2 separate regions of the Mus musculus genome follow, and region 2 is linked to region 1. A link is a loop called in an ENCODE intact Hi-C map of the cell type or tissue named here. Cell type or tissue: heart. All regions are shown on one strand. Links, peaks and the distances in the headings refer to the core of each region. The heading gives the core; the rest is flanking DNA.

What was found. Peaks named below come from ENCODE experiments on the same cell type or tissue, not always from the same donor. Only the 100,000 strongest peaks of a DNase experiment are listed, where the experiment ranks them.
Region 2: it touches region 1 in a loop (2.5-fold over the local background); 2 of 42 quality-filtered maps call a loop at or near these places.

What each region holds. Positions count from the first base shown.
Region 1 is chr11:120,261,067-120,263,965 of GRCm38, forward strand. The region is part of intron 3 of Bahcc1 (BAH domain and coiled-coil containing 1); the gene reads left to right. Among named protein-coding and RNA genes, the nearest start is that of Gm11772, 24 kb to the left of the region's middle. In heart, for the core only: a CTCF peak has its summit at 1,755 (motif pointing left); DNase peaks (open chromatin) are centred at 565, 1,105 and 1,585; H3K4me3 peaks cover 785 bases; H3K27ac peaks cover 1,758 bases.
Region 2 is chr11:120,187,465-120,190,363 of GRCm38, forward strand. 2810410L24Rik (RIKEN cDNA 2810410L24 gene) reads right to left here and starts at 2,392. Exons shown (of 3, transcript NR_030682.1): 1 at 1,976-2,392; 2 at 1,025-1,212; 3 at 1-287. It also overlaps Gm9734. In heart, for the core only: a CTCF peak has its summit at 1,743; DNase peaks (open chromatin) are centred at 907, 1,777 and 2,627; H3K4me3 peaks cover 2,500 bases; H3K27ac peaks cover 2,500 bases.

The DNA.
Region 1 (2,899 bases), core at 277-2,776:
AGTTCTCGGCTCTGTCCCCCATCCTGACTCGAGGCCTGGCTGTGTCACAAGGAGAGAGCTTTTGTCTCTGAGACCAGCTCCAAGGGCAGCAGGAGTCTCTTTGCCCGCTGCTGGGCACCCACTGTGGCAGGTGCAAGACAAAGTTCCCAGAGTCAGGTAGGGGAGGGCCATCCCGGGTGCATGCAGGACAAGAGGCAGGATGTTCAGGGCTCCACCCCGCAGAGCACAGGGCCCACTGGGGGCTGGAGACAGGCATGTGGAGAAGCAGTGGTCCCAAAGTGGAAAGTGCACACTTGCAACCTTCCCAGTCCCACGAGAGTGGCGGCAAGTCCACATCTGTCTGGAGTCATATGACAGCGCATACCTCTCAGGCCTGAGCCTCAGGTTACCTCTTCACCATCAGCTCCTCCCAACCCTAGGGTGTCCCCCCTCCTCCCCGCAGGGGTTCCCCCGTCTTCTACGTCTGCAGCCTTACTCCCTGACAGGCCACATGGTGCAGCCTGCTCTGTGCGGTAGAGGCCAGGGCGGGCGGGGTAGGAGCGAGTGGCAGTCTGGCTGGCTGCCCTGGCAGCGTGCCTGGCTGCTAGTCTGACGGGGTGCCAGCTGGCTCCACGTGCTGGGGCCTGTTTCTCGGCCATGTGTGTACAGGAGGGTGGGGGGCAAGGCAGGCAGGGGGCACGCGACAGGGCCAAAGAATGGGGGCCATCAGCATGGGGGCTTCCTGGGCAATAGGCCAGGAGGCCCAGCTTTAGCCTTCTCCTGCTCCCTTAAACCCCCTCTAGAATGGAGAGAGGCAGGGACTCTCTCAGCTTAGCTTGCTTGCTGCTGCCTTCTGCTTGAGCCTAGGGCAGGTAGGCCAGGCAGAGAGGGCTGACAGGGAGTGGCTAACTTCATGTGGGAGTTAGCGGTAGGTGCTCTCCTACTCTTTGACGGGGACTCTCAGGCAGCCAGAACACCCTCTCCTCACCATCTGTAAGGCAGCTGTAGAGCGGGGGATCAGGCTTCCTGTGTGCCTGGAACAGCTGGGGGTTCAAGGGATGCACCCTAGTGTTGGAGGAGCCGCCCTGGAACATCTGGCCCAGAGCAGGATCTGCTTGTTGAGCCCCAGGCCTTCTGGCCCCTTAGCTCACCCAAGATGATGTGTCTTGCCAGAAACGGACAGCAGGGCTTTGGGGTAGGGTGGACAGCAGAACTAGCCTGGGGCAGAGGTGAGTGGCTAGATGCCAACCTGGCCTGAGTGGACGGGGCTGGGGTGTGGCATGGCACAGCTGGCCCTATTGTCAGTAAGGGCCCCCCCCATCCGCCCCCCTGCCTGCTTGGGACCACCCACAGGGCAATGAAAGAAGATGCTGTTGCTAGGGGCTTGGGGATGGATACAGGAGCTTGGAGCTGACTCAGCCCTGCTGGTCCGTGGTCTCTTATGCCACCTGGAGGGGGAGCCATGGGTACACGTGCCAGCACTGGCTGCCTGCCTAGCCAGCTTCTGTGAAAGCCACACCCACCCTGGTGGCCACTTCTCCATCCATGTCTGGCTGCATTCCAGTGAGACAGGAGCCACCACCAAGTGTACCCTGCTCCTCCAGACCCCACACACTCCTTCGTTTCTCCAGCTGCCTGTCTCCCTCAGTACCTTAGGAGGCTCCAAAACTTACCACAGGGGCAAGCAAGCAGGGGCTGGAACATGTCCATCCAGGAGACAGGTCCTATCCCACATCCACCCTCATGGGTGGCCCATCAGACTCCATCCCCTGGTACTGCCCCCTAGTGGCTGCGCGTACCCTAACGCTATTTCTTCAGACCCTGGATGTCGCTCCCATTCTTTTTTCTATTCCATTTAGTTTTCTTGAAACAGACTTGCCATGTAACTCTGGCTGGCTCAGGACTTGCTATGAAGACGAATCTGGTTTCTAAATTGCAATGATCCCTTGATCTCTGCCTCCTCGTTGCCGCTGTGGGAATGAGCCATTGCACCCTGCAATCTCTCCTTTTTTTTAATTTTTTTTTTTTTAAGATTTATTTTTAATTATGTGTACGAATGGGTTTCTCTATGTGGGTACAGGTGCCCATGGAGCCCAGAAGAGGGCATTGGGTCTCCTGGAGCTAGGTGACAGGTAGTTGTGAGCCATCAGATACAGATGCTGGGAACAGAGCTTGAGTCCTCTGCAGGAGGGGCACACACACCTAACCGCCTGGGCCATCTGTGCACCTGCGGTCTCTATGAGTGAAGTGTCCCCTTTCTGTCCGCACCCTTATCCACAAGGAGCCTCTGGAAATGAGGAAGTCCTACTTGTTAGAATATCTCCAGCCAGCCTCACTGCAACCTGCAGGAACCAATGACAAGGTCTCAGAGCTTCACACTCTGCTTGTCACAGCCCCAAGAGCTACATTGGCCTTGAGTTCCTGTGCTCAAAGGCTCTGAGCCTGTTTCTTCACCTGTTAAGTACACTGGTTATCAGAGCTGCCTGGACACAGAACAGCCCAGGACTAGTGCTTTATAGATAGCTCCTTCTCTCTGCACCTGTCCTCAGATATACATTGGGGGTACAGAGGTGGCCAGTGGCCATGGTCACCAGGCAAAGTTCTTCCTGGTTCCTTGAGTCCAACCTGGGCAAAAACAGTTGCCAGCCAGACGCACCTGCTCACTGACCATGAGTGGAGTCCCGGCACAGTGGACCACCCTGAAGCTGTGGGTGGCAGGGCTGTTGTCCTAAATGCCAGCAGGTGCTGGGGCCACATCCAGGATACTCCTGTGTCATGGTTTGCCCATCATCAGTTGAGTTCCCCAGCCCCCTTGTCCTGCCTACTGGTCAGGCACCTACCTCCCTGTGATGTGGAAGGCTGTCCCTTTGGATCCAGGGCAGCCTGCCCATGGAGCCTGGCTCCTCGGGGCACTTAGGTA
Region 2 (2,899 bases), core at 282-2,781, 74 kb before region 1:
TTTTTCCTGCCTTCAACTCGGTGTCCGGAGAGGCGAACAAAGGGATGAGGGTGGGGGGTGGGGAGGCAGGCACTGGCGGTCCGGGGATCCCCACATAAAGTTGGAGCCCCCTGAACGTCCAAAGGCTCGAGCTCCGGTGAGCGTTCCGGGAGGCCTAGGGAGGTTACCCGACAGGAGCTGAGGCCACCGGAGACCCGCAGCAGGGCCTGGGTGGGCGTTGCAGTCCTCCGGTGCTGTTCAGAGCCGGAGCCCAGCGGGGTTTCTAGGGAAAGATCCGCAGAAAGGCCCTAGAGTGGAGGGAGAAGGGGTGGAGGCAGCTCTCCCCTAAATGCAATTAATCGGGGAATTGGGAGACAGGACAGCCCTCAGTAGAGGCGAAAGATGGAGGCAGGGTTCTTTTATCCCCAACCCCGTTCAGAAAAAAGGTTTGTCCAAGCGGGTGAGAGAAGGGCGCAACTTGAATTTTTCATGTTAGCCAGAGAGAAAAAAAAAATCCAAAATGGAAAATGATTTTATTGGTCACTACCCATAAGTCAAGTAAAAACAAGGATAATTAGAGAGTAGGGAATTCAGGGGCCATAAATCCGCGGCGCCTTCTCCACCGGCGTCGGAAGCTTTATGGCTTGTTGAGTTTTATTTTGAGAGAAAGGAAACACAGAGTTTTGGTGGAAGCGGGACTACCCACCAAGCGCCGCCCGGGCAGACGCGCGTAGCGAATTCGCCCCGGACTTTGGAAGGTGGCCACAATTAAGGATCGCTTTGTCCCAGAAAGAGGGACCTTCCCCCCGGCCGGGACCCTTCTCTCCTCGGCGGGATCCGTGCTCAACCAGACTCTGGGTAGGGAAGTCACACTCTTCCTCACCCCAACTACGACGAAGATGGATACTTGGTGTGCGTGGGGCCGGAAGTTTTTAAACGAGATTCCACTCGCAGCTTCCAAACGTCCACCTGGTGCTGCACGCTTGGGGGCCTTTTCTTCTAATTTAAGGGGTGGGAAGGATGGGACAAAAGAAAAACAACCCACCTTACTTTGCAATCTTCCTCAAAGAGACTGGGAGTACTTTTCATTCCATAGGGGTTTCTACCCCACCAGCCAGAGCCCCGTTTCTTCTTCTGAAATGGTCTTCTCACAAAGCCACCCTTAGCCGACACCGTGTAAAATCCCACTATCGGGTAAGCCAGTGGGGACGCTTCTGGCTCAGCTGCAGCTAACTTGGGAGAAAAGAAAGTGAATTCTTCAAGAACTTTAAAATAAAAGCGGCCCTTTCCCGGCAACTCGCGTCTAGCTTCGCCTTTGTTTTAAACACACATATAAAACCCTTGTCCTTCCTCGGAACGGGGGGCGGGGAGAACTGAGGGTCCACATTCAGAAGCGCTTTCCCCTTAAAAAATATTCTCGGAGGAGCTCTTTTGTTTGAAGTGGGTATGGGGGAGGGGACGGGGCCCGCTCCAGTTCAGCTACCAGGCTCTTAACAAACCACCACCAACAAAAAACCACAACTCTGAGGGTATCTCCTAACCCCGCAAATCTGGGGTTCCCGGATCCAGGAGGGATTCGTTCCTAGACACCCGGCGCGCAGCAGAAGCCAAGACCAGGTTTCCCTAAAGTAAACATCCCGGTTCAGAAAACGAGAATTCTAGGTTTCCGGGTTGGGGGATAACTGTATGAACCACTTCGAAACAGAGCCATCTTGCTGTAGTACCCATGGAGTCCTGGATGAATTTCGTGGGCCTCTGAAGAAAGTGACGCGCATTTCCACAGGAACTGGCTCCAAGCCCGTCTTACGGGTGGTGGAGAGCCCAGTAGGGATTCCAGAATACAGCTCAGGAGGCTACCCCGAGTTCGGCTACCGTCCCAGGACCCCTCAGAAAGACACGTTTGGTGCGAAAATCTCCTACACACCAGCTGGGTTTTTATTCCTTCCCTCCCCAGAGTGTGCTCTGGGCGCGCGGGAAACAAGGAAAAAGCACGTACCTGGCGGCGCTCTGAGGGCAGCCTCACCGGCCCTCCGTAGGCAAGGGAGCTCCCAGAAGCTACTCCCTATCCGGCTGGTCGACCCTAGGCCTGTCCCTCCATCCCTCCCTCCCTACCCGGCTGGTCGACCTCCGCCGAGCTAATTCTCCAGGAGGCAGGAGCGGGATACCCGGCCCGCCTTTCTGGAAATGGGATCCGTTTTTTAGCGCCAGGGCCCGCGCCAACGTCCAGGCCACCGTCGGCGCGCAGGGTTTCCCTAGTCCTTTGGATCAGCAGAGAGTGGGGCGGCCTGGACGCTGGGCTGCGGCTCGCGCACCAGCTCCCTGTTCCCGCGCGCCCTTCTGCATCCAGGCTCCGGCGTGTCCACGTTCCCAATCGCGAAAAGGGGACGAACTCTGAGCCCTCCGGGAAGAGAAGGCTGCAGCCGCAGTCCAGGAAAGAGCCCTAGGGCGGGAGGGGTGCAGGGCGGAGGGGCGGGAGAGCTACCAGCGCCCCACGGCCGCGGCCCTCGTGGGGGTGGGGAGGGCGCCCAGCCCCACCCACGTGGAGGCCCCCGCCCCGCCTCCATGAGGGCAGCGTCCCCGCCTGCCCCAGCGCCTCCGCCTAGCCCCGCCCCATCGCCTCCCGCAGCGGCCGCTCCCTTTGTCTGGGCAGCCGGTGCAAACCAATGGCATCGCGTGGGCGGTGCTCAGGTTGGCCAATAGATGATCCAGGAGGTGTGGCCGAAGAGGAGGGTCTATTTCCCCGAGAAGATACGGTAAACTGGTAAGCTTTTCAGGATCTGGGCTCTGAGGCCGAGAGTGTCTGCAGCTTCGAGCTGGCTCCGCCGTGGAATTACAAATTTTGGATTCCTTTCCACTATCTGGAAAGATGCCCCCAAATCCGGAAGGAAGTGTAAGGGAATCATATCTGGACTCTAGGGAG